Regions from separate parts of the Homo sapiens genome. Here region 1 is linked to region 2. A link is an interaction called in ENCODE POLR2A ChIA-PET data of the cell type or tissue named here. Cell type or tissue: Panc1. All regions are shown on one strand. Links, peaks and the distances in the headings refer to the core of each region. The heading gives the core; the rest is flanking DNA. Region 1 holds the start of KCNK2 (potassium two pore domain channel subfamily K member 2). Region 2 has its middle 83 kb from the start of CENPF.

Region 1 (15,110 bases), core at 8,175-10,674, 400 kb before region 2:
GCCTTGCAGAGGAAGTATCACTGGAGCTGGCACTGGCCTCTGCAGACCCCTTGCTGTCATGCAGCCTTTGCCTCTGATGCATGGCTTTACTTGGGTACTGCTGCTATATGTCTATCATTTTCCTGCAATAAACTGTGGATCTGTAAGCCCTGCTATGTGGCATCCCATCAATCTTCCTCAATAACTAAAGCATGTATAACTGACACAATTAGTGCAATGTCCAAAGCTAAGCTCCTGACATTATGCCCAAAACCAGTTCTTCTTCACTCTTTCCCATCTCAGGAAAGTGGGAGCCCCATTCTGTTCATTCCCTGGGCCAAAAATCTTGGGGTTGTCCTTGACTCCTCTCCCTTGCACTGCACCTCTGGTCAATCAGCAAACCCTATTAGCTTTCCTTCCAAAATACATCCAGAATCTGATCGTATCTCACAATCTCTTAGGTCAAGCCCCCCTCATTTCTTACCAGGATTATTACAACAGCCTCCTGCCTGCCTCCCCTGTTTCTACTCACTGCCTTGTGTGGTCTATTTTCAACACCACAGCCAGGGAAATCCTCTTGAAATGTAAGCCGGAGCTGGATACTTATCTGCACCAAAAAGCCGAACTCCTTATGATGATGACTTCCAGGGCCCTACATGACCTGGCCCCCATTACCTGCCTGACATCACCTTCTACCTCTCCATCCCAGCATCCTTGTAGTTCTTCTACATGCCAGGAACTCTCCCCTCGGTGAGAACCTCTGTATGTGGTGAGCATTCTGCCTAAGTGTTATTCCCCAGACAGCTACTTGGCTATTTCCCTCACTCTTTACTTAAAAGTCACCTTATTAGTGAAGCCTCCTTAGTGACCATATCTGGAATTAATCACCAACGCCATCCAACATTTCCAAGCCCTCTCCACTGCTTTACTTTTTCTCCCAAAACTTGTTCTATCAAACATATTACCTTCCCCAGCAAATGTAAACTCACGGATGGTACAAATTTTCTTCTGATTTTATTCTCCACTGTCTTTCAGCACTTAGGACAATGTACACAGTAGGCATTCAACAAATGCTTTTGAATGAATGAATGATTATGGAATTAATATAAAACAATGTTTTGTTTTGTTTTTAAAGGCCACTATCACTGGTATTCTAGAGAAGGCATGTTTATTTATTTATCCTGTAGCTCCGAGTATCCTCTGCTACACAGCCAAGTGCCCACAAAACTGACACCAAGTGGAGGAGTAGGCCTAGGATAAAGCCCACCTCCCTGGTATGGAACAATGCTCCATGGTCTACTTTGTCAAACCTGCTCATGCCCCTGCCCCTCACACCCAGATATTCAGTTACTGGAGCATACCATGCCCATTCTGCTTAGAATGTCCACTATTCCCCTCGTCTTCCCCTAGAGCACTATGAGGCACCTTAAAATCAAGTTTCCTTTCACATCTTCTGTATCTTCCTCTCATTAAATGCTTAATTTCTTCCTCAGGGCCCCAACACGTAGGGATTCCAGCTCAAGTCTGTAAGTATTTCTACGGTAATGCTATTGTACCTATGTTAATAGCTATCTCCTTTGATTGACATGTAGGAAGAAGCGCCTTGAGAGAAGCCATGTGTTTTTTTTCCATCATCTTAAATGGCTCAACACCCACCATTGAGGTAAACACATTGGAGGTCCTCAGTAAATGCCACTGGATGAACGAAAATGAGATGCCTAGTATAAAGAGAAGATAATCCCTTCAGCAGGAAGACTCTGAAGATCTAGACCTGAGGCCACCAGATGACCTTGTCCAAACATGTCAGTTTCTTCACCACAAAACAGATAGAATATCTTCCCAACCTAGCTCAAGAAGGAGTGGGGCTCAAATTAGAAAACAAAAAAGTCAAATGTCCTATAAGATATTTTTATTGTCAATATATAGATCATAGATTTCACTCTATCTTTTAACCTTATAATTGATTCAACTAACACAGAAATAAATGAAGACCAGATATGTCTAATGTGACCATCCTCTACTGGTTTGCCACATTTAAATGGGAAAATGCTGATATAATCCTGTTGTCCAGAAAGAATATTAAGATTCAGTTTATATACTTTTCATTTTGGAAAGAAAGATATGCTATATGTACAGAGAACTATAATATTCATTATACCTTAACATATGGAATAACAGGAAACTTTACATCAAATATTTATTAAATTATTTTTAAAAGCAGTAAATACCAGAAGTAAGTGCTAGAGTTTATCCAAACATTTGAATGACAGTTCTTCCACCATGCACTCTTGGAAACTGAAGCGCCCCTTACTTCAGTTTCCCTATAAGGTAAAAGCAGATAATAAGGCACCTACCTATTACGGTGGTTTAAGAGAGTTATGTGAGATAATATAGGTAAATAGTTAGAATAATGCCTTGCACATAGTAAGTGCCAATTAAATTTTGGCTATTGTTAATGGTATCCGTGGCTCTTAAAATTTAAACAGGCGGGGTGCAGTGGCTCACATCTGTAATCTCAGCTCTTTGGGAGGCTGAGGCAGGTGGATCACCTGAGGTCGGGAGTTCGAGACCAGCCTGACCAATACGGAGAAACCCCGTCTCTACTAAAAATACAAAATTAGCTGGCCGTGGTGGCACATGCCTGCAATCCCAGCTACTCAGGAGGCTGAGGTAGGAGAATCACTTGAACCCAAGAGGCAGAGGTTGCAGTGAGCCGAGATCACGCCATTGCACTCCAGGCTGGGCAACAAGAGCGAAACTCTGTTTCAAAATAAAAAAAAAAAAAGAAAAAGAAACCTGAACAATTTGCCATATATGTTTCTGTACTGACATCACATTAGTTTAAATGTAATGGGAGTTGAAAATCATATTGCTCAAAACATGTCAGATTGGCAAAGGTATCTGTTTTGATGTCTTTGCCCCTCCTCAACCTTGTCTTGAAGGTCCAGTGCCAAAAACAACACTTAGTACATACACACATGCTTCTATAACAAAAGAAGCAGTTGATCTCATCTGCCTTAATGCTCCATTACCCATATCTTCCCTCACCTCCCCAACCCCACCCTGAGACACAACCACAGCATGAAATCAAGTTGCTATAGTCCAATCAGAGGAGTAATTAATAACCTAATGCCTGAGACCAGATTAGACTAACTGCACCTGATATTGGCCCACTGTCAGACCACTCACTTCCTCCTCTGTCCTCACTCTCCATAATATGTAGCAGAATTTCTTCAACAACACTAGAACTGAAATGCTAACTACTCCAACTGTTTCCCCCCTCAGCACTGAAAGAAGGTAAGCTCCAAAAGAGCAGAGACTTCTAGGAAAAATGCCTGACCAAAAGATTCTGAAGATCTGAACTCTCATCCGAATGATGCTATCTAATCCTTAATGTTGTGGTATTGCTGCCCAATAGATAGACTTACGAGGTTTTAAGGGATGATTAAATGGGAAAATAAATGTGAAAAAAAAGATTGGGAAATTTATAAGAATCATATGAAGGAAGTGTAATTCTAATATATGATTATTGGCTTATTTACCTTCCTCCCTGTTTACACACTAATCTTGATCCTTGAAGTCATGGCATTGTAATGATTTCTTTTATCAAAATAAATTATGTTTAAAAAGAAAAAATGATTATCAAAACCATTGGATTATAAAGGTGAACAGTGTAAGAGTAAATAAAAGGTAATTTCTGCACTGAAAAATATTGAATTGATATAAAAAAGATTTTTATGAAGCAAAAATAATCAGCAGAGAAAATTAATAAAGCTAAAATGGATTGCCAATGCAGAGCATAAAGAAAAAAATTAGGTCATATTTTGATTTCTGCTTGTTTCCATTTCAAAGACAATGTAGCAAAAAGTGATCAGTATTCACCACCAGATTGCTCCTACCTGCCATGACCTTCAAGTTATCTTTAGAGTTCTGAATAAATCTGGGTAATACTGGACGGTGAGACCATTTTCAAATTCACACATAATTTCTTCCAGTGTTGTCCTGAAACGCTGGTCATGGTTTTTTTTTTTTTTTCCTGTCCTGTCCAACCAAGCATCTCACTCCAGGTGATAAGAATGCAACTACATGAATCAGAGGCTACAATCCAATGAAGGGACAAGAGAGGAAAACAATAACCACAGAAAACAAATCTAACACTTTCTGAGCACCGAAACACTTTATGTGGATTATCTCTTTACCTCACAACAACCCTACTTGATAGATACTCTTTCCTCATTCCAGATAGATCATTTAAGGCTTAAAGAGGAAAACTACTTGTTTAAGATGACACTTCTAATAAAGCACTCAACTGCAGTTCAAAACGCATCCTGCCTGCTCTCAAAGTTGAAGCTTTTACTGCTACACCATGCTGCCTCCACCAAGATATCCAAGAGCTCTTCTTCAGAAACCGAGGGAAGTGGGGATTTTTCAAAGATTTTTAGTACCTCATAGGTCTATGTGGCCCAAAGAGAGAATGAAGTGAAAGTGATCTTACATGGGACCAGGGAAGGGGGCAGTTGGGACAATAATATTAGCTGACACTTTCACTGCCAATACTAAAAAGGTCACCATCATCTAAAAATCATAGAGAATTCAGTATATAAGTGAACAGCATTTTCAAAACTTAAGGCAAATTTTCAGATGCAGAAATTTCTGAATGCGGTAGAAACTAAATAGGTGTCAGAGAACACTAGTTTTGATATCTTTCAATAAAACTTGAATAAGAACGTGTATGCATATGCTGTAAATTGAGAGGACTATGAAGGGCAGAGATAGTATCTTGAGATCCATGGCAAGAGGAAATGAGAGAAAGGGTCCTCAAACAAAAAGCAGGATTAAAGCCAACAATAATTTTTCCCCTCAGTCCACTATTCCAACTCATTCAAACAATGTAAAACCAAATATGAAATAAGAAAGAACATGCTCAGATGATGACTCACAGATAATTTCCATTCCAATTTGAATTAAATCAGGTAAGAAAAGTGGGCTCTATAGGAAAACAAATGTGTATACAATTAAAACATTTTCAACAACCAGTCAAGTCACTCCTTGTGAGAAAATTCTAAAGTTTTCTTCTTCACTAAGATCCCGATTTGACCAATGAATTGTTTTATGCAAAAGAAATCTACAAAAACCAGAATACTGCCATCTCTAAAGAGCCTAACTGAAACTTACTGTGATTAATTTTTAAAACAAAAATGTTTTTCTGTAAGGATATTGTTCTGCTATTATAAAGTAAATTAGAACTAAGTTAGTTTTATTCAAAAACTCTTTTTCTGTGTACTAGTAAATTTCTCTTAGCTGGGGGTTAGAGAAGCAATAATTAATCACTTATCTGCAGATACTTTAAAAAGGTAGTCATCAAAGTTATACCTTGGCTTCAGAGGTAAGCTACAACTTATTGACCTGAGCGGTACCCATCTCAAGAGGGTCACATCATGAATTCATCTTTTCTATCTTATGATGGCCACTGCCAAGATTAAAGCACATTTCTGTATATTTTGTTTTCCTCCCCTTTGCCACAGCAATGTTTCTCAGTTGACAATGATTATCCTAACCATGAGGACCTTCAGCGTGGTAACCCCAACCCCATGGATGTCCACTGGCACTTCTAAGACAGGGCAAAGGGAAAGAAAGCAGGAAGACAACAGGAAAGAAATACAGAAGAACAGAAGCAGAAGAGGATGTGAAGGAACACTGGGAGAGAGAACTAAAAGAGGAAGAGAAGAAAAAGTGGCAGAAGTGAGAATATAGGCAGGAGAAGTGGAAATGAGACAAAGAAACTGGGGAAAAGAGCTATATGTTAAGGCAAATGAGGTGGGATAGGGCTCCCACCAGCACACCTGTAATACACTGGGCTACAAGTTGTCTCCTCCTATCACTTTATTTCCCATTTGGGGGAACAGAGTAACAACTCCTCCCATGCCATTACCTGAATGAGTTCATCCAGCTCCGTCGAATTGACACAGGAATGTTGGGATATGAATGTTTGCTTCTGGATCACAATGGTGGTCCTCTGTGAAATCTCATGAGGCTGCTCCAATGCTTTGAACACGGTGGCTCCGATGATCAGATAGAGGACAACCACCAGGAATATCGTGGAGACCGTCTTCCATTTCATAACATTAATGGTCGTGTCACTCTCCACCCGGGAAGCAAGCACTGTGGGTTTCGTGGAAAACGAGAGCCTCGGTTTGGAGTTCTGAGCGGCAGATTTAGGATCCAGCAAGTCAGGTGCCGCCACTGACAACAACAGAGAATGAGGGTTAGGTTGGAGGAGATGAGAAGGGAATTGGTCGGGCTTCTTCTTTAAGGGGTCAGAGAAGGTTGATTGAATTCCGCTCGCTCTCCTAGTGGAAGCTCTGGAACCCAAACCAGGAGTGCTGTCACTAGATCTCAGGACCACATATATGGGTTCAAGGAAAGGGGGCTGGATCTGTGCTCTCTGCTGCTATTGGAGTTCAAAATGAGAGGAAAAAAACTGGAGTCGAACCAAGAAACTTCAAAAAAAGAAAAGAATGCCTGAGGGCTTCTTAATCAATTTCTAAATTTACATCTGTCCACTGTGCCGGTCCACAAAGAGATACTGAACTCCTAAGAGTTGATGGTACTTAACTAGATATTTGAATACTCAGGAAGACGGCTCATGGTTATTCTCGTTCTCAAGAACTTTATATCACAAGCAAGCAATATAAAGAACATTCTCTATTTTCATTTTAAAATTTATTACAATAAATGAATTGCATTATAAAAGAATTTGTGATCCAAACATTGTTACTCAAAATAAATCATTCATCATTTTCTGGTAAAACATGGTGGTAAATAAACCACTCGATGGTCGAATCTTGTCTTTTTGCCTGTCCTCCAAAGTGGGCTCATGATGAAACATTCTCTGTATTTTGTTTTTCAATCTTGGACATGTTTTACCAATAAAAGTTACTGCTAATCATTGTGTCAATCCTAGGCACAACCTAGAGAAGACAAGTAACTTCCTTTTCAAATGTGAACAATATCAAGAAAAAAATGAAAACCGTGGCTCACACCTTGACTGTCTACATGCTCTGTTCAAAGCTAATTGCTCCATTAGAGTGGATTTATATGGTTCCCTAACAAATTGCCATATAGTCGGAGGTGACTATAAATCCATTTATTATTTATCACAGCTGTTCAAAAATATCATTAATGGATTTCTTTTTCAAAAATATAAGAGATACTAGACTTCTACTTGCTAAGAGGAAAATAAAACACCTACTACAGGACATTTTGTGGAAAGACAACATTGAACTAAAAAAGGTTAATAGAATGGCCGAAAAATAAGACTTTTAAAAACCATCAACTCAAACAGAATAATCAGCTTAAAGTCCATAATTGCTACAGATTTCAGTAAACTTGCTATCGTGTATATAATATAGATTATAAAATGATAATCTTATCTAAAACACACTTTCAGGTAAGTATATAAGAAATCTCCATGGAATTGCACTCAAATACCCTACAGGCATCTGAAATTACTTCAGTATGAGAAGCTAATAAAAAATGCCAGTTTTCACATGGCTACCTACCCTGCCCTCTTACCTAACACTGTGAGTTAATTGTAGGCTACCATAGTTTTAATTCATAAAATACATCTGTAATTCCCCATCAAAAAGAAGCTTTGCAAACAAAGATATTTAAAACACTAGACCTAAGTAGTGTTGTAAAATGATGGCAGAAGGCAGGATCCTCAGTCAGCAAAGCTCCAAATGGATCTGATTTGGAAGAGATGAAATTAGAGCTGTGATGAGGTTTCTGTACCCATGGCTCCAAGTGGAGATTCCATGTACATATAGCTTATTACAGCAATTTCCTAAGGTTCAACCTACTACACAGAGGAATGCACATGTTTCTCTCCTGATACATTCACCTGTTCCAAATAAAGCCACAAGCTAGTAGATACCTTTAAAATATTTATAAAGACACCTTCACTCAAAATTAGCACTGGGCATGTGTTTAATGCTATAATTAAAAAAAACTGTTAAAATGGAAGTGCTGATAATAGCTAAAATCACTATAATCTGCAGACTCCCCACAACCTCCTAGCTGCTTAGTGAGTCTGAGTGAAAAACAAAAGTCATAATTTAAAATTTAGCCATCTTTGGAACAAAAACAACAAAAAAATCACATAGAAGTTCCACAATTATCTCTCTAAATGAAGATTTCCAAGTCTCTCCTCCTCAGATCTCTGTGCTCTCCTATTTGTGATTTTTCACATCAGTGGTTTACACTCTGCAGAACCAGAAAGCACTAAGACTGTTTACCTTGATGGCACCAAATCCCAATCTGAAATTCCATTAAGACATTGCCACATGGCCATTATATGCTTTTTGGGGAAAGGGGCAGGTATTTTTAAGAGTGTGTGTGTGTGTGTGTGTGTGTGTGTGTGTGTGTGCATTAACCTAATACATTTCCAGAAGGAGTTTAATTCTTTTAAGCTGTTGCCTTATTTTTTAATTAGCAGAAATATATGTAATGTACATTTGGCAGACAGAATGGACAGAAACTGATGAAATACCAAAATAATATTTTTAAAAAATAAAAGCAGACTTTTATCTTTAATACAGGGAACCTCTTGGTTTCCACCTCCACGCCATTTGATGTATGATCAGGGAGAGAAGCTGCCCCTTCCACACACACTCAGCACCGTCACTACCCACTCCCCTCCCCCAGCTCATCACAGTCTTCTGTTAATCCCGGTCTTCTGTTCTCACCCAGATATGTCTTCGCTCCAGCGGCGACTGACCACTGAATAGCAGCGGAAGCAAGCTTTTTTCAGCACCACTGCCTGTCCCACCAGGCAATGGGCAACAAGTGTGACCGGGGTCACCATGAGTCCTGCCTGCCGGCTACTCCCAAGGGCTGACCCTCCTTCTCCATGGGAAACTCCCCCAAGGTGTTCCAAACCCATACCTCAGGCAGATGCAAAAACCCCGGGCACCGGCGGGAGAGGGGGGAGAAGCGGCGTGGAGAGGATCTGGCAAGGGTTTGCCTCCAAATCCAGATTATGACCCAACACTTTGGACGCGAAGCGAAGATGGGAAACGGCCGCTTGCTGAGAGGGGGCATTTGCAGTCCTCCCAGAAAAGGCTGGGGCAGGAGAGCGTGCGGCCAGAGGGGTGGGGGTACCGGAGGGGGGGTCTCACCTCCTGCTCTATAGCCGGGTCTCTCCCGCGAGGCGCTGGGAAGCATGAGGCATGCAGCATTCAAAATGTTTTTTGAAAAAGACGGACTTGAAGCTTTTTTTTACAAACACGCCATTGTACTCACTTCTTATTCAGAGACGGGCTGCGCGCTCCGAGCTGCACGGGCAGGCATTTTCCCCGGCTTTGTTTTACAAGGTGGGGAGAGCGGGGCTGGACGCGGGAGGGGGCGGGGGGGGGAGCGTGAGAAGAAACGAAATCGCGGGAAGGAGGGGACACCGGCGGGCTGGGCAGAGGGCGAGGCGGAGGCCAAGTTGGGCTTGGGCGCCGCCGCCCCCGCGCGCGCCTGCTGCCGGGCCCGGGTCACCCGGAGAGCGCGGGCGACCCGGGTCCCGCGCCTGCCCGCCGCCGCCGCCGCCGCCGCCGCCGCCACGCGCTCAGCCCCGGGCTGCTCGCTGGCCCGGCCCCGGCACGGCGCGGCGCGGGGGCGGTGGGTGCAGCCCCAGCTGCCGTGCGCCCCGGCGTCTTTGTGCGCGAGCCTCGTTCAGCCCCTCTTCGCATGTCTTTGTGTGTCTCCCCCCGCAATGCCCTCCGTGCCCCGCGGGGGGTGTGTGGCACGGTCCGGGCGCCCGCAGCTCTGCAGCCCTCCGCTGCTCTCCCTTCCCGGCTCGCTCCTGTCGCCCCTTGCCGGCTCGTTTCCCTCCTTTCGGAACTCCCTCCTCTTCGCCTCCTCCCCCTCCTGTCTCACCGCCAGGGCTTGCTTCCCCGCACCTCCTCCTAGCCCTACCCTTGCCTGCGTCGCCCCTGCAAGATGCTCCCTTCTAAAGATCCTCTCTTCCCTCTTCCTGGGGGCACAACCCCTTGGCTCACCTGCTGCCTCCTCCCCTCTCAGCCCCTTCCACTAACCCCCATCCCCACCCCGCAAAATCCTCACTCTCGCTGTCTGGCATCCACATCACACTGCGCTGCATCCTATCTCCTTCCCGACCAGCGTTCGGGGTGTGGGACCGGGTGTGGGACCAAGCTCTGGGACGCGAGTCCTTGGACCCCTGCACTAGGGCGTCCTCCTCGCCCTCGTGGCCCCCCAGACCTGTACAGGGAAGTGTCCCCGTTGGCGCCTTGAGAGCCCTGGAGTAGGGGAGGTAATGAAGACCCTGGCTTCTTCCAGTCTACACCTTCGGGAAGGGTTAAGGAGTCACCAGCTCGCCCCACTTCACCTCCGGCGGTGCTGGACATGAGCTGGGCGCTATAATCTGCAGAACGTCCGGGACCGAAAAGGATGGGGAACGCACCTGGAGCCAGGGCGAAGACATCTAGAGATGCAAAGGGAATGGAAGAAAACCCGGTTAGGTTCTCTCAGAGCAAGACCCCTTTGCTGGAAACATAGGTTTCTAAGCGCGGTGGGTGGGAGCAGCAGGGTGGGAGAACTCAGACTCCAGCCTGAACTTAGCGCTCCCCGACCTCCTCCCCATCAGGATCCGTATTTGGCAGGTACCAGACCCCGCCCAAACTCCAAGACCCCGGCGTAGGGACAGCCAAACTCGCAGCGACAGGGGGACGGAACGGAACCCACCAAGGAGGGGAAGAAAGCCAGGAGATCAGACGTTGCTGTCGTCGTAATAGGCGAATTCTCTAACAACACACGTGATGTAGTGGAACTTCAATCCGTTTCTAAACTCTCTTCCTTCCCACTTTCTCAGCGGGAATCCCCTGATGACCTCCACCCTCCCATCCCAACTGCTGTTTGCTAGAGTTTTTCTTCCATAACTGCTGCTCGGCCAGATTGGAGTATTTTCCCAGTTACAAGAACTTCTTAGTGAAAAATATAGACGTAATTGTAGGGGAAAAAAAGCTTGTAAATCTTTTGCAAAACTGTTACCGTCAATGATAAAAATGCAATTTTTTCTAGATTCCAGAATACATTCAGCACCTCTTTCCCCTATTAAAAAAAAATCTTCCTAATATCCTTCCTGCTGGAATTCAAACACATTTTTCTCAACTTATGTGCTCAAAAGTAATACAATCAGATGTCCTTTCTAAAATGTGAATCTGATCCTCTCACAATCCTTACAAAGTCTCTAGGTCACCTATAATGTGCTTCCTGATCTGGCTAAATCTTTTTCATTCTAAGTCTTCCTGGGCAGTTACCTTCCCTCAGTGCACACACCACACACACACCAACTTTACATGACTAAGGTATTTTATCAGTAAGGTTCTCTAGAGAAATGGAACATATGTACACACACACACACACACACACACACACACATTTGCGTGTACGTGTGTGGGGTAACAGATTTATTTTAAGGAATTGGCTCAGGATGATGGGGGCTGGAAGGTCCCTCTGAAATCTACAGGGCAGCTCTGGCAGGCTGGAAACTCAAGCAAGAGTCGATGCTTCAGTCTTAAGGCAGAATTTCTCCTTTTCCAGGAAATCTAATTTTTGGCTCACAATTGCTTGTGATATAGGCCCACCAGCATTACCTAGAGCAATCTCGTTTTGAAGTCTTACTGTAGATGCTGAACACATTTATGAAACACCTTCACAGCAACACTTAGATTTTAGATTCGTGTTTGATTAAATAACTGAACACTGTAGCCTAGTCAAGTTGACACATAAAACTAACCATCACAGGTGTTACCCTGCAAATCTCCATGCTGCCCAGAAATTTCCCTGGAATCCTGGCCAGTCAGGTGTTTTACTATTTGCTTCCCAGGTCAACTCGTCTTTCATCTATCTTTATACTTGTCACATGATGTTTTGCTTCTTTAAACTAGATTGTATGCTCAGTGAGGGCATAAACCATATCTCTCTGTTCACCATAATATCTGCAGTAACTAGCATCTGCTGCTAAATACGTGTTTGATAAACATCTGAGTGAAATCGTTATTCCTACTAAATAGCTGACATTTTCTTATATTCACCTGGTCTCCCTCCAGGTATTTGGAACCAGGGTATACCCTACATACATGAGAAATGAGATGAATTCACTATATTCTGAATCATTTTCTACCCTGTCTCATAGGCTCTTTGTTCTCCAGATGAAATTTCCTCAAATTTTTTTGAATATTATTTTCATTTTTCCCATTTTGTTCGCAATTCGATTATTCTTTTTCATTCCCCCCTCCGAGTTTTCTGCAAATTTAACCGCATCTTGCCCAGCACTAGTCCTCTGTCAAACTGGCTAATGCTTACTAGACTGGGAGATTAATAGTTTGAATATGCCTGTTTAATAAATTAAATATGTTTTGATATATGCTTGCATAGCGCTTCTGTTTTTCCAGACTCATGGAACTTAGGTCTCATCATGAATCCCAAATGCTGGATTGCCATCTTCCCTGCTTTTTGCTATCAATTCATACATAGCAGTTGTCCTCCACATTCCCCTTTGTATTATTTTCATTATTAGGCCCCACATTCATGTAGGGTGCTTGGGGGTTGGGGGAGAAGTGATGTAACTTACAGAGATGTTAAGATAAAAAGATAAAATTTCAGACTGTAACATTAACAGGAATCATCCCAACAAGCCAAATGCTCAGCCTCACAAATAATTTGAAAGAATCAAGAAACCACCCAGTCCTCCCACAGTCTGCCCCCGTTAAAAGCCCTCTTGTTCCAAATGTAGACTTACTCATGCTGTTTGAAGTAAGAGGGAAAATAATGTAGTATACTAATTTGTATGTCATTGCAGCTGGAGGAATGAGGAAATAGGATGGTTTATCCCATTTAGCTTTATTCCTGCATCACTCAGTGATATGGTTTGGATTTGTGTCCCTGCCCAAATCTCAAGTCAAATTGTAATCCTCAATGTTGGAGGATTGCCCTGGTGGGAGGTGATAGGGATCATGGGGCCAGACGTTCCCCTTGCTGTTCTGATAATGAGTTCTCATGACATCTGGTTGCTTAAAAATATGTAAGCACTTTTAATATCTGCAGTAACTAGCATCTGGTACTAAATATGTGTTTGATAAACATCTGAGTGAAATCATTCCTTCACTCTCTTCCTCCTGCTCCAGTCATATAAGATGTGCCTGGTTCCCCTTCACCTCCTGCCATGATTGTAAGTTTCCTGAGGTCTTTCCAACCATGCTGCCTGTACAGCCTGAAGAACTGTGAATCAATCCAACCTCTTTTCTTCGTAAATTACCCAGTCTCAGCTAGTCCTTTATAACAATGCAATAATGGACTAATTCACTCAATATATATAAGCCCCATCGAAAGTATAATAGAAAGAAAAGATGGAATACATTTATTTCATGCTGCAGGACTACTCAACACCTCTTAACTTTAATTTAATGAATAAGCAAACTGAAATTATATAATTAAAAAATTTAGTTCTCCAAAAATTCCATACTGCCCTTATTCTGGTGCTTTCAGATCTATTGTTCTGCTCCAACTAGCAGCATGAAATCTACAGGACTTCACTTTTATGTTTATTTTGATTTTTGACCTTGGCCTATTCAAAATGTCATAGTGAAAATTAAAATTAAAAAATGAGAATGTCACTGCCTTTTCTTGCAGTTCCAATCATATCTAGGATTTTGGAGTCAAAGAGACGTCTGTGGGTATTCTGCCTCTACCATTTCTGAGCCATGTGAATTTGAAGAAGTCACTTTTTATTTCTGAACATCAGTTTTCTCATCTATAAAATGGAGATAATACACTGAACTCACAAGAGATTGTTGTAAGAATCAAAGTGAGACAGCATTTATGTGTTCAGTATGTCCATTCCTGATATGGTTTGGCTCTGTGTCCCCACCCATATCTCACCTTGACTTGTAATCTCCATAATTCCCACATGTCAAGGGTGGGAACAGGTGGAGGTAAATGAATCATGGGGGCAGTTTCCCCCATGCTGTTCTCATGATAGTGAGTTAGTTTCATGAGATCTGATGGTTTTATAAGAATCTGGCATTTCCCCTACTGGCACTGATTCTCTCTCCTGCTGCCCTGGAAGAGGTGCCTTCTGCCATGACTGTAAGTTTCCTAAGGCCTCCCCAGCCATGCGGAACTATGAATTAATTAAACCTCTTTTTTATATAAATGACCCAATCTCAGACATTTCTTCATAGCATTGTGAGAACAGACCAATTCAGTTCTAAAAAGAGTTTTATTATCTCCTGCGTTTGATCAACCATATGAACCAGGGGAGCTCCTGACCAAGCAAGAACACCAATGAATTCCAACTCTATAATACAATCTTGTCCAGCCTGCGGCCTGCAGGCTACATGCAGCCCAGGATGGCTTTGAATGTGGCCCCACACAAATTCATAAACTTTCTTAAAACATTACGAGGTTTTTTTATGATTTGCTTTTAGCTCATCAGCTAACATTAGTGTTAGTGTATTTTATGTGAGGCCAAGACAATTATTCTTCTTCCAATGTGGCCCAAGGAAGCCAAAAGGCTGGACACCCTTGCAATGAATCTTGCCACTTATTTAATCTTCTGAGCAACACAATTGCACAGGTATGAGAAGATGAAAAATAAATCACATTCATCAGATATTTACTGAGTGCTTAAAATTCTGATAAGCCATAAGAAGAAGGCACGAGGTAAAGTGGGAGTATTTACTTCTAGAGGGTCAGGGAAGGCTGGTGTAAAGAAGTGATGTAAAAATTAGATTCTGAAGATGAGATGAGCAAGGGTGGAAAGGGAAAAGCATAATGGAAAGAAAGGGCTTCCCCAACAGAGAGAAGAGCTCGGAAGAAGACTGCAGTTGGAAGAAGCTGGGAGAATTTGGAAAGCTCAGAGAGTGAGGCTTGGTGGTGGACAGTAATCAAGCTGAAGAGGCAGGTAGAAACCAGGTCAGGTGGCATCTGGATTTTAATTAATGAGACCTGGATGAATTTTCATCGCAGAAGAAATCTCATCAAGTGCATTTTAAAAAAATCCCTCTGGTTGCTATGTGCAGAACAGGTAGAAGGTGAACAAAGAATGTAAGCATGTAGATAAG
Region 2 (15,110 bases), core at 5,912-8,411:
TTATTATCTAACTCTAAATGGAAAAGCTAGAGCACCTGGTCAATATTTCTAAGGAGCAGGGGGAGAATGTCACCTTCACTGTACATGTTTGAAGACTCTTGGATGGGTTACAAAGAAAATATTTTAAAATCATTCAACAAATATTCATGTACTGCCTACAGTGTGCCACGTATAATTCCAATACTTGGAATATATCAGTGAATAGACAAAATGTCTGCCTTCATATAGCTTACATTCTGCAGGAGTGGGGGATGAGAGACAGTCAATAAACATGATAAATGGGTGAATTACATATTGTGAGAAAAAGCAATTAGTACTGTGAAAAATTGATCAGGCTAATGTCATTGAGAATGCTAAGGAAAGATAGCCTGTCATTTAAATCAGGTGTTTATAGTGGGCTTTACCGAGTGGGTGATTGCCTTAGTCCACTTGTATTGCTATAAGGGAAAACCTGAGGCTGGGTAATTTATAAAGAAAAAGTGTTCATTTGGCTCACAGTTTATTTGGCTCACAGCAGGCTGTACAAGAAGCATGACACTAGCATCTGCATCTGGTGAGGGCCTCAGGAATCTTCCATTCAAGGTGGAAGGCAAAAGGGGGCAGTTATCACATGATGAGAAAGAAACCCAGAGAGAGAAGAGGAGGTACCAGGCTCTTTTCAACAAGCAATTCTTGTGGGAACCTAGAGTGACAATTCACTCCCATGAGAATGGCACCAAGCCATTCATGAGCGATCCATCCCCACAATCCAAACATCTTCCACCAGACCCCACCTCCAACACCGGGGATCAAAGTTTAACATGAGACTAGGTGGGACCAAACACACCATCTCTGAACCATAGCAGTGATATTTGAAAAAGGAGGTTGTTTTAAAACGTAAGTCTGGGCCGGGTGTGGTGGCTCATGCCTGTAATCCTAGCACTTTGGGAGGCCAAGGCGAATGGATCACCTGAGGTCAGGAGTTCAAGACCAGCCTGACCAACATGGTGAAACCCTGTCTCTATTAAAAAATACAAAAAATTAGCCAGGCGTGGTGGTGGGCACCTGTAATCCCAGCTACTTGGGAGGCTGAGGCAGGAGAATCACTTGAACCTGAGCAGCAGAGGTTGCAGTGAGCCGAGATTGTGCCATTGCACTCCAGCCTGGGCAACAAGAGCTAGACTCCATCTCAAAAAAAAAAAGTAAGTCTGATCACGTCACTCCTCTGCTAAAAACTCTGCAATGGCTCCAAAACTCTGACTGCTAGGTCAAGAAACTATAAAGAGTAAAGATGGAAGCAGAGAACTGCTGAGTGGCTAGCGTAATACTAATCAAAGTGAGAGATGGTGGTGGCAAATGGTAACTGTAGGAGAGTTAAGAAGTGGACAGACTGGAGATATTTTGAAAGAGAATTTCCTGACTGGGTAGATGTGTGATGTGAAAAACAAGAGTCAAGGTTGACTCCCAGGTTTTGGGGCTAAGCAACTGGAATGCTGGAAGCAACTGGAATCTTGTCCATTGGGACACCAAGTGGAGTAGGATCGAATACATGGATCTAAAGTCCAAGAAAGAGATCTGGGCTGCAGTTACAAATTTGGAAGTAGAGATTAAGAATTATCTATAAATTGCAATAAAAACCCCATAATAACAGAAAGAGCAGCCCATGGTAAACCAGCTTCAGTGAATAGTGAGATATCCAGAACCTAGATAGAAAAGAAACAAAATTGATTTGCATAAAATCTGAACAAAGATTTCGGCCAAATCTCACTACTCAAAGAAATCTTGTATGTTTATACTTTGGTAATTTAGAAAGTTTTTTCATACTAGCTATTCTTCTTAAATGCTCAGGGTCTTTTGGCTTAGATTTTTGTTTTTTGATTTCTTAAAATGGGAAATGCCATGTATCTTCCATACTGAAGGGAAGGACAGACTGGCTAGGATGAGAAGCAGCTAGAAAATGTAATAAAACATCTCTACCCTCTACATAGAAAATGTTCTCTTATTCAATTTCTCTCTCCTGTTTCATCTATTCCTCTTTAATCTTAATTGACATAATAATCTGCCAATCATATCAGTGGCTTGCTGGTCTTGGAAAGGTGAGAATCCCACTGCGTCCCAGTGGCCTGCTTTTCTAGGGAATTAACAAGGCCTTCACAGAGTCCCAGCCTGCTTTTCCAGGAGAATATCCTCCTCTTCATCATGCCATCGTAATAAGCTTTATCAGAGCCCAGCCAGCTCTGTATCTCTTGCAACACAACTGACACAACATTTTTTGGTAGAACAAAAGAAATAAACATCCAAATCACTGTTCTCAATAAAACTGAGTAGGATGACTGTCCTTGCTTAGAAGTTGGGGTGAGGTCCTTCTCCAGCAATTTATTTAAAACTTAGAACACCACATTTCTCTTAAGTACAGACAGAATTTTTTTAATAGAAGAGTGTGTTAATTTCTTCAAGCCAAGTCAGTGAAGAATATTTTTGAAGTCTCCTCTGTCTATAAAGTATCACTTAGTTATTTAAGAATTTAGAGCTACATTCCTGCCACTGTTCCTTGGTGAGACCTCTAACCACAATAAAAAGGGATATTTTGTCTCCCTCTGTGTAGTTCAGACAAAGAAAATTGCAGCTAGAAGTCAGAGGGGCAAACTAAATGTCACTCTGACCCAAAGATCTGGAAAAAATGTAAAAATTCCATTACGAAAAATGAGGTAGCAAGAAAAATGGTGCTAGTAATATCATACTAGGTATCCTCTGGAGCTGATTATGTTTTCATGAAGGATGGGGATCAGTACACAGCAATATATAGACAGCCTGCTCAGTTGAATTCCAGACTGGAGGCAAAGAGACAAATTATACTACCCAGTCCTTAACAGTCCTATGGCTCTGAGACAATAAGTAATTAGGGTTATAGATTGTTATAGATCATTTTCAGTGAAACAAACACTGAAAAAAAAAATAGATGTGAGAATAAACATAGCCAAACAAAGAAAAACATTTGTCATATATTCAAGCTCAGAGGACTTAGCCTCAACTTTGAAGGCAGTAGAACTGATTCCAAATCGGGCTGGGAGGGTTGTTTATTTTGCATCACTTGAGTCAGATCTAATGATCCTAATGACTTTAAATGTTCCTAAATTATTCCCCAGAGTGGTTAGATTTTGTATTTGGGCCATAGTTGAGACAGAAAATGCTGATTTATTTAGCATTCAATCAACCCAGCTTTCCATTTGCCAACATTCTGGCCCTCTGTCAGTACAGTGAGTATTGAAAGTCATACTCCTACCCCTAAAATATTTCAAAACTATAACATGCCTTCAGATTTATGAAAGCACTATTTTAGAGGTAACTGTATCAGCTTCTTTTTTGTTTTCTTTCCTTTCTTTTTTCAAAGGATATGTGGTATTTCTCAGTTAACCAGTACAACCAACTGAAAAGAATATTTCATTCTCTAGAACAGCACTGTCCAACAGAACTTTCTGCAATGATGAACATGTTCTACATCTGTGGTGTCCAATACGGTGACAAGTCATCATGACTATTGAGCACTTGATATCGGGCTAATGTGGCTAAGAATTTTTAATTTAATCATTTGAACTGAAATTTCATTTTAGACACTCACATGTGGCTAATGGTGTTTTGGACAGTGCAGCTCTAGAATAGCAGAGAGGGCATTATACTGTATCTAGAACCTGTATTGTAACATGGAAGGTGTTATCAGCCTATAGCTGAATACTGATTTTGTGTCCAAATGTGTCGGCAATATACTCTCTAAGCAGAAGCAGCTTACTTTGTATTAGTTGGCCTGTGGTAGGCTGTAGGCCGACCTGCTGTGGGACTGTTGACAAAGTAAAGGAGGAGTATTAGTTTTCTATGACTGCCTTAGCAAAGTCATCTGCCATCTAACCATCATCTGCCTGTGTATCTTCACATTATCTTCCCTCTCTGCGTGTCTGTATCTGTCCCAACTTTCTCTAAGGACAGCATTTTATTAGATTAAGGCCCATCCTAATGACCTCATTTCAACTTAGTTGCTCCTGTAAAGACCCTACTTCTAAGTAAGGTCACATTCTAAGGTACCAGGGTTAGGACTTCAACATATCTTTGGGGGATGGGGGGCAAAATTCAATACATAATATTTGGTATGGCAGTAATTTCTTTATATAGCAGTAAGTGAATCTCTGAAAATTGACATGGCCACTTTCTCACTCTAATCCCTTAAAGGCAACAGGACCAGATCAGAGGTCCTGGCACACCCTCATTTCCATGTAAATAGCCTTGACCACAGAAATCTGGGAAAGAGACACATTGAAGAACGGCATTCACTCATCTAACCTTACCGCATGTCTTCTCTGCTTGACTTAGCGCAGGTTTGGCAGTAAACTGGGGAAAAAGCAACTTGAATGGAATCCAAGGCATCGTTCTCTTCCACCTGTGAAACGGACCAATCTCTATGGTGTGGCCTGCACAGAGCTGCTTCAGGACTCACCACTGTTCACAGCCTCTTAGAAGTTTAGAAGAGGGAAGCCTTTCCTTTTAAAAATTATAATTAAAAGTACATTTACCCTTCTCTCTTTTGTCTTTTTCCCCAGTTCCTTTTGCTAAGTCAGTCTGGTGCTCCTTTTTGTCAAGCAGCGTCCTTCCCTTATTGGATGTGGCATTTCACATTGCACCTAATCCTTTAGGAAACGTGTTAACAGTATGTCCCAGCCAAGGGCAGAGGGCACGGATCTCCCCAGATGAGGTGTGATCTCAGCTATAAAGACTCAGAGAAAGCCATAGGCCTTAGTGCACTGGGTTGATAAACATTTTCCTGGTGAAGTGGGAGATCTGAGGGTGCAGGAGGGCTCAGCAAGGGAAAGGGAATTTGGATTGACCAAGCAAGTCTGAACGCCACAAAGGGAAAGGGGGAGGGTGTGGAGGGACTGGGAGATGACATGGTCCAGGGACTTCATAAGGACTATGAGACACAGAACAAGAATGAGGCCGTTGGGATGGTTAATTTTTTGTACTGCTGTTAAAACATTATTTCTGGGTGTGTCTGTGAGAAAGTTTCCAGAGGAGATCATCATTTGAATCAGTAAACTGAGTAAAAGAAGATCTTTGCTGGGCAACATCCAGTACATTGAGGGCCTAGAATAGAATAGAACAAAAGGGCAAAGGAAGGATGAATTCCCACTCTCTCTCTACTTGAGCTGGGACATGCATCTGCTCCTGCCTTCAAACATCACAGCTCCTGACTCTCAAACCTTCAGCCTCAGACTGAGAATTCTACCATCAACTCTCCTGGTTCTCAGGCCTCAGATTCAGACTCAATTATGTCACCATCTCTCCTGGGTCTCCAGCCCACAGATGGCATATTGTGGGACTTCCTGAGCTCCACAATCCTGCAAGCCAATTCTCATAATAAATCTTCTCATATATTTATATATATATATCTACCTATGTATCTATTTCTCTGTATCCTATTGGTTCTGTTTCTCTGGAGAACCCTGATTAATACACCCCTGATATGAGATGCTGAGGAAATCACTATGGTAGCATGAGGAAAGAGGGTAAACAGAGAGAGAGAGAGAAGACCATTCAATCAGCATCTCTAAGGATTAAATAAGACGATGGCAGCCAGAACCTCAATAAGACTTTGTCGATGGATAGTTGAGTCAAGTTAGACAGCAAGCTCCTCGATGGCTATAAGAAGCTGTCTTATAATTTTTTTTATACCAGCACCTAGCATGGTGCCTTGTGCATGGAAGTTGTCCAATAATTATTAAATGGAAATACAAAAAAATGAATTTTGAGAATAATAAGCAAAATAATAAGCATCACTGTATGATGTCAAAGTGCAGGAAAGTAAGGCTAGGTACTGTTCTGAGAGTTAATTGGGAGATGGAGATGCATAGCCTAACAATAAAGGTATTAGAAAATAAATGATGTGAAATGTAAGGAAAAAGAAGTAGTCTTCAGTAGTGTTGGATAAATAAATGAAGAAATAGAGAAATGAATGAAAAGGTTAAAATAAACCCTGAGGTTTCTTACTTGAAGCATTGGTGTTAAAATTCATTAGCTATTAAGATAGAAATCTGGGTATGAAGTCTCATGTAACGATAAATGCCCATGACCATCCTGCATATGTGTTTTGTTTCATCTGCACAGGGTAAAAGAGTCATTTTAAAAAAGGATATTTCCAATGCACATACAAATCCACTGGACTCCGTTCCAATGCACTCAGGGGTGCAGGCTGCGCAGGCTGCTCAAGCTTACTACAGTCCGCACCACACTCTATAGTCTCCTCATAGAGCCCACTTTACCCACGTGGAAAGTGATAGCTCTCTAGCACACATCTATTTAGCCAAACAGGCTGTTAAAACATTGAAATAATTTAGATGGTTGGTAAATGTGACGGTTCATATTAAGTGTCAACTTGATTGGATCGAAGGATGCGAAGTATTGTTCCTGGATATGTCTGTGAGGGTGTTGCCAAAGGAGATTAACATTTGAGTCAGTGGACTGGAAGAGGCAGACTCACCTAATCAATTCCAGCACTGCTAAAATAAAGCAGACAGAAGGTGAGAGAAGCCCACTTGCTGAGTCTTCCAGTCTTCATCTTTCTCCCGTGCTGAATGCTTTCTGCCCTCGAACATCAGGCTCCAAGTTCTTTAACTTTTGGACTCTTGGGCTTACACCAGTGGTTTGCAAGGGACTCTCCGGTGTTCGGCCACAGACTGAAGGGTGCATTGTCAGCCTCCTTACTTTTGAGGTTTTGGGACTCAGACTGGCTTTCTTGCTCCTCATCTTGCAGATGGCCTATTGTGGGACTTCTCCTTGTGATCGTATGAGTCAATATTCCTTAATAAATTCCGCTTCATATATATTATACATCTATCCTATTAGTTCTGTCCCTCTAGAGAACCCTACTAATACAGTAATTCAGCATTGTACTACAATGAAACACCGCCTCCTCCCTTTCTCTGGACTTTTCCCTACCCCATGATTGCCACTTTTTACTGTATTTGAATACTGAATTCTTGGGTATCTTTTGTTTACCTAAATGTATCTCTCCAAATGTACCTCTGCTTTGCCAACTGTTCCAGACCCAACCTCTGAGCACCCTCCAGACTCTCCTAACATTCAGCAGATAAAGAAGAAATTCTAGTGGCACAGGGAACCCATTGGCCCGGTTTCTGATTGGGAAGTGTTGGTGCCTCATCAGCTGTTAGATGTTATCAATAGTATCTCTGCATGTAAGTCACCTCTACTCCTTGCAGGTATTTCAGTTTGTCATCTTTGCTTAAACTTTAGATGCCTCTGACCCTTATCCACAGGTGCTTATCTGAAGTCCTGTCGTTCTTCTACTACCCCATAAATCTCAAAATATTTGTCTTGTTGACATTATCCTTAAGTGACCTTTAGAACATGGTTTTGTTATAGACCTCCGTCCCATGGAGGGCCCTAAACAACTTCTACGCTCAGTGCTCAGCGTCTCAGCACAATCACCCTTCTAATTCACTGCATTCTGGTTGTCAATTTTTATTTGACATCTTCCCAGAAAACCCCCCCACCTCCTCCCTTTTTCTGGACTTGTCCCTACCCCATGGTTGCTACTTTTTACTGTACTTGAATACTGAATTCTTGGGCATCTTTTATTTACCTAAACTGTAGGCAAAATAAAGCAGGAAGAGGAAGGTTTAATTATAGACAGAGTTTCATCAAATAAAAGGTTACTATCAGTTTTCTAATGAAACTCCAATAATCTGAAGATAGGAAGGGAAATCAAAAACATCAGTTTTCTGTCCAATGTTTTAAGTGTTTCTGCCTAAGCCAAGAAAATATCTAATGTGTTAGGAGCTTCATCTTAACAGTGGACTCCTGTGGTGACCAGAATTTGGCTGCATTTCAAAATAATAAGCATTTGCTTCCGAAGGCTGTTTAAAGGAAATAAAAAGGCATAAAAGCTCCACCGTCCAATATGGTTTGTATTAGAATAAATTGATTATCTAAAACCTAACGTGATCAGAACTCTGCCAAAAGCCTGGCAAGCAACAATTGTTGACATAGCCCAAATCCTAATCAGCTATTTGTAACAAGTGATTATTTAATAAGCATTCACATTCATCTGTGCTTCTTCAGCCAATGAAGGAGGAAGAGAGGGGGAACCCTCAGAGGAAATCAAAAGAGCTGCAAGCCGATGTTTTTTTCTTCTTATGAGTATTAAAAAATATGTCCATAGGCAAAGAAAAAACTCAGTGTTGTCAGTCAGACACTGCACAGTTAAAAGTCTGTCACTCTTTCCATCTCTGAAACTCCTAAAGAGCAGTTGACTTACTAAACTGTTTCTAAAAGTAGAACTAGCGGGTGAGGAGATTCCACATCATGATGCTTTTCCTAAAGCACAAATTCTTTTTTTCTGTTGTTATTTATATATATGTGTGTGTATGTGTATATATATATGTATGTGTGTATATATATATATATATGAAACTATAGAATTACAATAAGAGGTACAGAAAATATACAAGATGAGCCTGGAACAAGAAACAAGTTCCAGAAAATAAGGAAGTGCTCAAAGAAAAAAAAAGGCATGGATAAAGGGTTTGTTAAAGAGACACGGGGACCAACTGAAAGAGCTCCCAGTGTCCAAAGCTGGAATCATGTAAGCAAAAAATAAAATGGTACTGGATTAAAATCTAAAGGATGAAAGAAATACCCATCGTTCCACAATAATATAAATAAATAATTGAACGCATTAATAAATGAGAGAGAAAAGTCTCCCATGCGGAAGAATTCCAAATAATTTATTTAGATACCTCACCCTGGAGGAGCAAGAACAAAATTCTCCACTCCTTAAGTGTGGGCTGCACATACTGACTTCCTTCCAAAGAGCAAGCTACGGAAAGGGGCCGGGGAAGCAGCTTTACAATGGAGAAACCTAACAAGCACTACCTTAGCCAGGTGATCAATGTCAATATCAACAGTCATGAGTCATGTTGATAGTATGTGCCCTTGGTATCATGGGATGAAAATGTCACTTTACCTCTGTGATCTTCTTCCCAGAAATCTATTAACCCATTCAAATCATGAAAAAAAAAATCAGGTAAATTTCAGTAAAGAGATGTCCTACAAAATGCCTGACCAACAATCCTCAAAACTGTCAAACTGTCAAAGTCATCAAAAACAAGGAAAGTCTGAGAAACTGTCACTGCCAAGAGGAGCCTAAGAAGCGATCATGACTAAATGTAACATGGTGTCCTGGATGGGATGCCGGAGCAGAAAAGGGATGTTAGGTAAAAATCCAAGGAAATCTGGGAAAACTATGGATTTTAGTTAATAAAAATGTATCAAGAGTAGCTCATTAACTTTAACAAATGTGTCATGCTAATATAAGATGTTAACAATAGGCGAAACTGGCTGTGCCGTAGGGTATGTGGGAATTCTTTGTTCCAGTTTCTCAATTTTTCTGTAAGTCTAAAACTGTTCCAAAAAAGTGAAATTTATTTAGAAAAATGGGTGGGCCATTAGATTGTGGATCTCTAACACAATGCCCATGTTTTTTCTTTTCTTCAGTATTCCAAATAATTTTCTGACTCGAAGAACGTTCAAAAATTGTTAAAGCCAATTATTTTCCCTGTCAACATGCACAAGTATGATATAGTGGGCAGAATGCGGGATTTAAAGAAGCACAGGCCCGAATTAAGGAACATGTCTGTCCTTGACTAGAGGGATGGCTTTCAGTTAATTAACTCAAAGAGCTTCAGTTCCATCATCTGCAAAATAGAGATCAAACCATTACTTCACAGAATTACTGTCAAGAAAGCCCCCAGCTCTTGTATCACATAGAAGACACTTAATAAACGTTGCATTTTCTCCTTTCTGTAACTCAGCTGTGCCTTCACTTAGTAAATTCTATTAAACTTACTGTGAATGAATTCATGCTTACCAGCCCACAATGGGGGGGGGAATCTGATGGAGGAGCAAAAGTAGCTATCAAATGTTTAAGAGCCACAAATACCACCTCTGAGCACAGAGCACAGATTTCTCAAGGGAGAAATTTTCTTCTGACCTCAGAATAGCCAAGTTCAAGCCAAAGTTTCTATCCTTGAAATCCATTCACGTTCATGCTGAGCCACATTGAAAGGAATATTTAAGTCAATTCTATGGCTCTCCCTGGGGCTACTCCTCCCCCTGGCAGGGCTAAGAAAGGCCCAGGGTCATCCGCTTCCTGGGGGTGATGAATTTCAGTGGCCTGTGCTGCTCCCTCCTGTGATTTGGAAATGTCACAAGAGTGGGGCTGACTTGGATATTACTGTTCCAAGTCATCCTCTCTCTCTAGGGTGTCGGGACAGGGCAACACAGAACAATAGCAATTTTTACTTGCTGGAAATGGTAATTTTTGGATTATTTTTAAGTCTTGAGGTACAGTATTAGCATCAAGCTGGTAAGTGGGTGATTATAGAGAGGGAAATAATGACTTCTACAATATGGCACTAATTCAGATATATTTAGTGGAAATTTGGAAAGGTGAAATATAGGTGATTATAGAGAGGGAAATAATGACTTCTACAATATGGCACTAATTCAGATATATTTAGTGGAAATTTGGAAAGGTGAAATATAGGTGATTATAGAGAGGGAAATAATGACTTCTACAATATGGCACTAATTCAGATATATTTAGTGGAAATTTGGAAAGGTGAAATATAGGTGATTATAGAGAGGGAAATAATGACTTCTACAATATGGCACTAATTCAGATATATTTAGTGGAAATTTGGAAAGGTGAAATATAGGTGATTATAGAGAGGGAAATAATGACTTCTACAATATGGCACTAATTCAGATATATTTAGTGGAAATTTGGAAAGGTGAAATATATGGATTAAAGGATTTATTTAAAATAATTTTAAGCCAGGCACAATGGCTAACACCTGTAATCTCAGCACTTTGGGAGGCCAAGGCAGGAGGATCCCTTGAGCCCAGGGGTTCAAGGCCAGCCTGAGCAACATTTTGTAGAGACTCTGTCTCTACAAAAAATAAAATAAAATAAAAATAGTTGGGCACAGTGGTACGTGCCTATAGTCCTAGCTACTTGGGAAGCTGAGGTGGGAGGATCACTTGAGCCTGGGAGGTTGAGGCTGCAGTGAGCTGTGATTATACCACTGCACTCCAGCCTGAGTGACAGAATAGGAGTCTGTCTCACATACTCATATATATGAGAGACAGAAAAATATATATTAATATATATATAAACCTTCAAATACATAAGACAACCTATATGATCTGTATCAGTCACAGTCCAGTCAAGAGACAGAAATGCTACTAGTTATTTAAACAAGGTGAATTTAATATAAAGAATTGTTAACTGAATATTGAAGAATGGAAAATGCAAAAAAAAAAAACCCACAGAGGATTCCCAAACTTGCAACCACAGTAAGCAACTACTACACTCTTAAGTCCAAAGGAACAAATGGAAGGTGTAAAAATTATTAAAAAGCAAAAACTAGGCCGGGTGCTGTGCCTCGCACCTGTAATCCCAACACTTTGGGAGGCAGAGGTGGGCGGATTACTTGAGGTCAGGAGCTCGAGACCAGCCTGGCCAACATGGTGAAACCCCATCTCTACTAAAAATACAAAAATTAGCTGGGCATAATGGCACATGCCTGTAATCCCAGCTACCTAGGAGGCTGAGGCGGGAGAATTGCTTGAACCCGGGAGGCAGAGGTTGCAGTGAGCTGAGATCATGCCACTGCATTACAGCCTGGGTGACAAAGCTAGACTCCATCTCAGGGTAAAAAAATTAAAAAAGCAAAAACTTGGAAGAAGGACCTCACTGTTGCTGGTTCTGTAAGGGAGTACAATGAGGCTGGTGATTGTTGGGAAAATTGTAAACTAAATCGAGATGCTGCTACTGAAATAGACTGCCACTGCCAGAGTGAAAAAGAGAGGCTGAGGGTGATGCTGACCAGCAGCAAACAAGAAGGAGCTAGTTCCTTCTTCTAACTTTCCAGTATCCCTCAAGTGCTTATTACTGAGAAAGCCAAGAGCCAAATCACAAAACAGAAACATGATTTCTTTCACAAAACAAGGATAGAAGGGGAGGTCTGAAGCAGAGAAAATAGGTTTTATAAACTACTATAGATGAAAGAGGAAACCTTTTTTTTTTTCTTTTAGACAGGGTCTCATTCTGTCTCCTAACTGGAGTGCAAATGGCACATTCTCAGAGCTCAGTGCAGCCTCGAACTCCTGGGCTCAAGCAACCCTCCCACCTCAGCCTTCTGAGTAGCTGAGACTACAGGTGTGTACCACCAGGCCCAGTTAAATTTTTTTTAGAGGTAGGGGTCTCACTATGTTCCCAGGATGGTCTCGAGGTTCTGGCCTCAAGCAATTCTCCCATCTTGGCCTCCCAGAGTCCTGGATTACAGGCACGAGCCACCATGCCTAGCTTAGGAAAAAAATTTAAAGCAAAGATGGAATCTTAAAAAATAAAAATAAACTTTAAAAGTTAATGTGATAAGAATTCCTCTTGATCTTATTTATCATTTTTAATTCATTTGGAAAACATGTTCTTCCCAGATAATGCAAAGACAGATGGTAATCTGTCTACAGTGTATCACACATTTTCACAAATCCAATATTTATAAGGAATGGATACATTAGGTCCTATTGTACTTGCAAAGTCATATAAGGTAGTCTTATTAAAAGAGAAAAGATGAAATACATGCAACTCCCCGGGCATCAATTTATTGACCTTTCTGTGATTCGATCCTTGAACTATATACTGTTTGAACTTATCTGAAAGAAAAGGTGAGAATTAGTTGTTTTGAATGGCAAGTAAACAAGTGGTTTACTTATTTGCAAATAAGTAAATGGCAAGTAAACAATGGCTAACAAGTGGAAGGAAAGTGCTTGTCTGTGTACCTTTCTCTCTATCCAAGAGATAATGAGAATAACTCTGTGGATTCTGGGACAAGATTAATCACATGAGAATTTTCTGTGAGATGTTCGCCCAATCCATCAATTGAGGCAGCTATGGAAAAAGACGTGGTTGTTTAAGATGTATTTAGTCTGGCTTTAACAAAAACAAATCCTGTAAGGTAGCTCTTGCTACCAGCCAGGGCTAAGACTGGGAAGTCAGTACATCTTTGTCAATTTCTCATGCTTCTTGTGTCCAGGTAAAAGAGAGAAGCAACTGTCATCCAGGTAATAATCATCAGTAAATATTTATAGACTGGTCCCCACACTTGAACTGGGAGTATAAAAACATGTAGGACACTCTCCCCAAAGAAATGATGAGGAGGTAGAAATATACAGAGAAATACAGCATCTGTTACACTGTTGTGCTTAAACTGAAAACCAAATGGGAGGCCACTGTATCATCCCAGGAGGAAGTGATAACCAAGGAGGTGGTTGCAGAAGGCTATACCAAAAAAGCAAGACTTACATTGGGTGTTACGGGATTAGGTAGGACTTGGAATCAGGAAGAGTCCAAGGAATGTTAGAAATAGTTTAAATGCAGGAATAGAAATGAGTAGATTAGGGAAGCATAAACCATCTAATTAGGTTACAGTAAGTGTTTGTTCTAAGGTTTAAGTAAAATATAGTGTTTTGAGAGGTGATCATGTTTACTGCTGCTTTAAAAATAAAACTCACGTAACTCTGGAGTTTTCTTCTTTTTATAAAAATCTAAGACCACAATTACATTCTTGATTTTCCAATTGGAAAAAAAAATCTATATCTAGACTTTGAGCAATTATGGTTCAGTTCTTCAAAATTAATTGTTCAGCTATAGAGTGATCAATAACTATTTATTAAAGCTTTCTCCATGCAGGGTAGTGTGCTAGGGATGACCAAATCTACAAAAAATTTTAGGGTATGTTCTATTTAGCGACAATGGATGTGACAGGATAAGCAATACAAATTTAAGCCAATGCATGGTAAATAGAGAATGAATAATGCAAGTAGTGATGCTTGCTGTGTTTTATAGCATGTCTGAAACTTAAGTAACTGCCACCAGGTGTACATTGGTCTTGGACTAAGTATAAGCCAGTATTGTGCCAGAGAGGAGGACGAAGAGAAAAAGAAGAAGAAGAAGGAGAAGGAGAAGGAGGAGAGGAGGAGGAGGAGGAGAAGGGGGGAGGAGGAGGAGGAGGTGGAGGAGGTGGAGGAGGAGGAGGAAGAAGAAGAAGAAGAAGAAGAAGAGGAAGAGGAAGAGGAAGAGGAGGAAGAAGAAGAAGAAGAGGAAGAAGAAGAAGAAGAGGAAGAAGAAGAAGAAGAAGAAGAAGAAGAAGAAGAAGAAGAAGAAGAAGAAGGAGAAGGAGAAGGAGAAGGAGAAGGAGAAGGAGAAGGAGAAGGAGAAGGAGAAGAAGAAGAAGAATGGAGGCTGGGCATGGTGGTTCGTGCCTGTAATCTCAGCACTTTGGGAGGCCAAGACAGGCGGATCACCTGAGATCGGGAGTTTGAGACAAGCCTGGGCAACATAGTGAAACCCAGTCTCTACTAAAAATACAAAAATTAGCCGGGTGTGGTGGTACATGCCTGTAATCCCAGCTACTCGGAAGGCTGAGGCAGGAGAATTGCTTGAACTCAGGAGGCAGAGATTGCAAGGAGCTGAGATTGTGTCACATCACTCCAGACTGGGTTACAAAGCGAGACTATGTCTCAAAAAAAAAAAAAAAAAAAGAATGGATGGAGCTGGTTAGATGGGGGAGAGAGGGCATGCAAGACGACAGCAAGCCAAGGGATACAGGCAGACCCGTTAAAAAGCTGATGTGGTGAGCAATTCAGGTGGCTTGTACTAGGGTGGTGTCAATGGTCATGAAAATGGAATAAAGAGATTTTTAGAGAATAGAATCAACAATCTTTAGTGATTGCTTGTATATGGGATATAAGGCAGAAAAGCAACCAATGATGTCTTCTAGATTCCTAGCTTAAGACACAGAGTGGACAGAATGGCCATTTAGTCAATTGGAGGAGGGGGGTGAAGAGTGGAGGGAAAATGAGGCCATCTCTTAATGATAAATGATGAGACCACTTTTTGTGTTTATTTTTCTATATTTCCCAAATTTTCCCTGTTGAACACTCATTACTTGCACAATAAAAATTAAAAGGAGAATTCATATTTAAAATATCAATATATAGAA

The links. Peaks named below come from ENCODE experiments on the same cell type or tissue, not always from the same donor. Only the 100,000 strongest peaks of a DNase experiment are listed, where the experiment ranks them.
Region 1: POLR2A ChIA-PET joins it to region 2 with 15 read pairs; 2 of 35 experiments call an interaction of 5 or more read pairs at or near these places.

What each region holds. Positions count from the first base shown.
Region 1 is chr1:215,077,480-215,092,589 of GRCh38, reverse strand. KCNK2 (potassium two pore domain channel subfamily K member 2) reads right to left here and starts at 9,853. Exons shown (of 7, transcript NM_001017425.3): 1 at 9,159-9,853; 2 at 5,912-6,222. The coding sequence starts at 9,204. It overlaps LOC124904511 (a long non-coding RNA gene), which reads left to right and starts at 10,266. Exons shown (of 2, transcript XR_007066878.1): 1 at 10,266-10,500; 2 at 10,631-12,408. RefSeq lists an enhancer at 8,973-9,495. In Panc1, for the core only: no CTCF peak of the experiment used is centred there; no DNase peak of the experiment used is centred there; H3K4me3 peaks cover 1,552 bases; H3K27me3 peaks cover 1,798 bases.
Region 2 is chr1:214,678,857-214,693,966 of GRCh38, reverse strand. No RefSeq gene overlaps it. Among named protein-coding and RNA genes, the nearest start is that of CENPF, 83 kb to the right of the region's middle. RefSeq lists an enhancer at 9,733-10,394. In Panc1, for the core only: no CTCF peak of the experiment used is centred there; no DNase peak of the experiment used is centred there.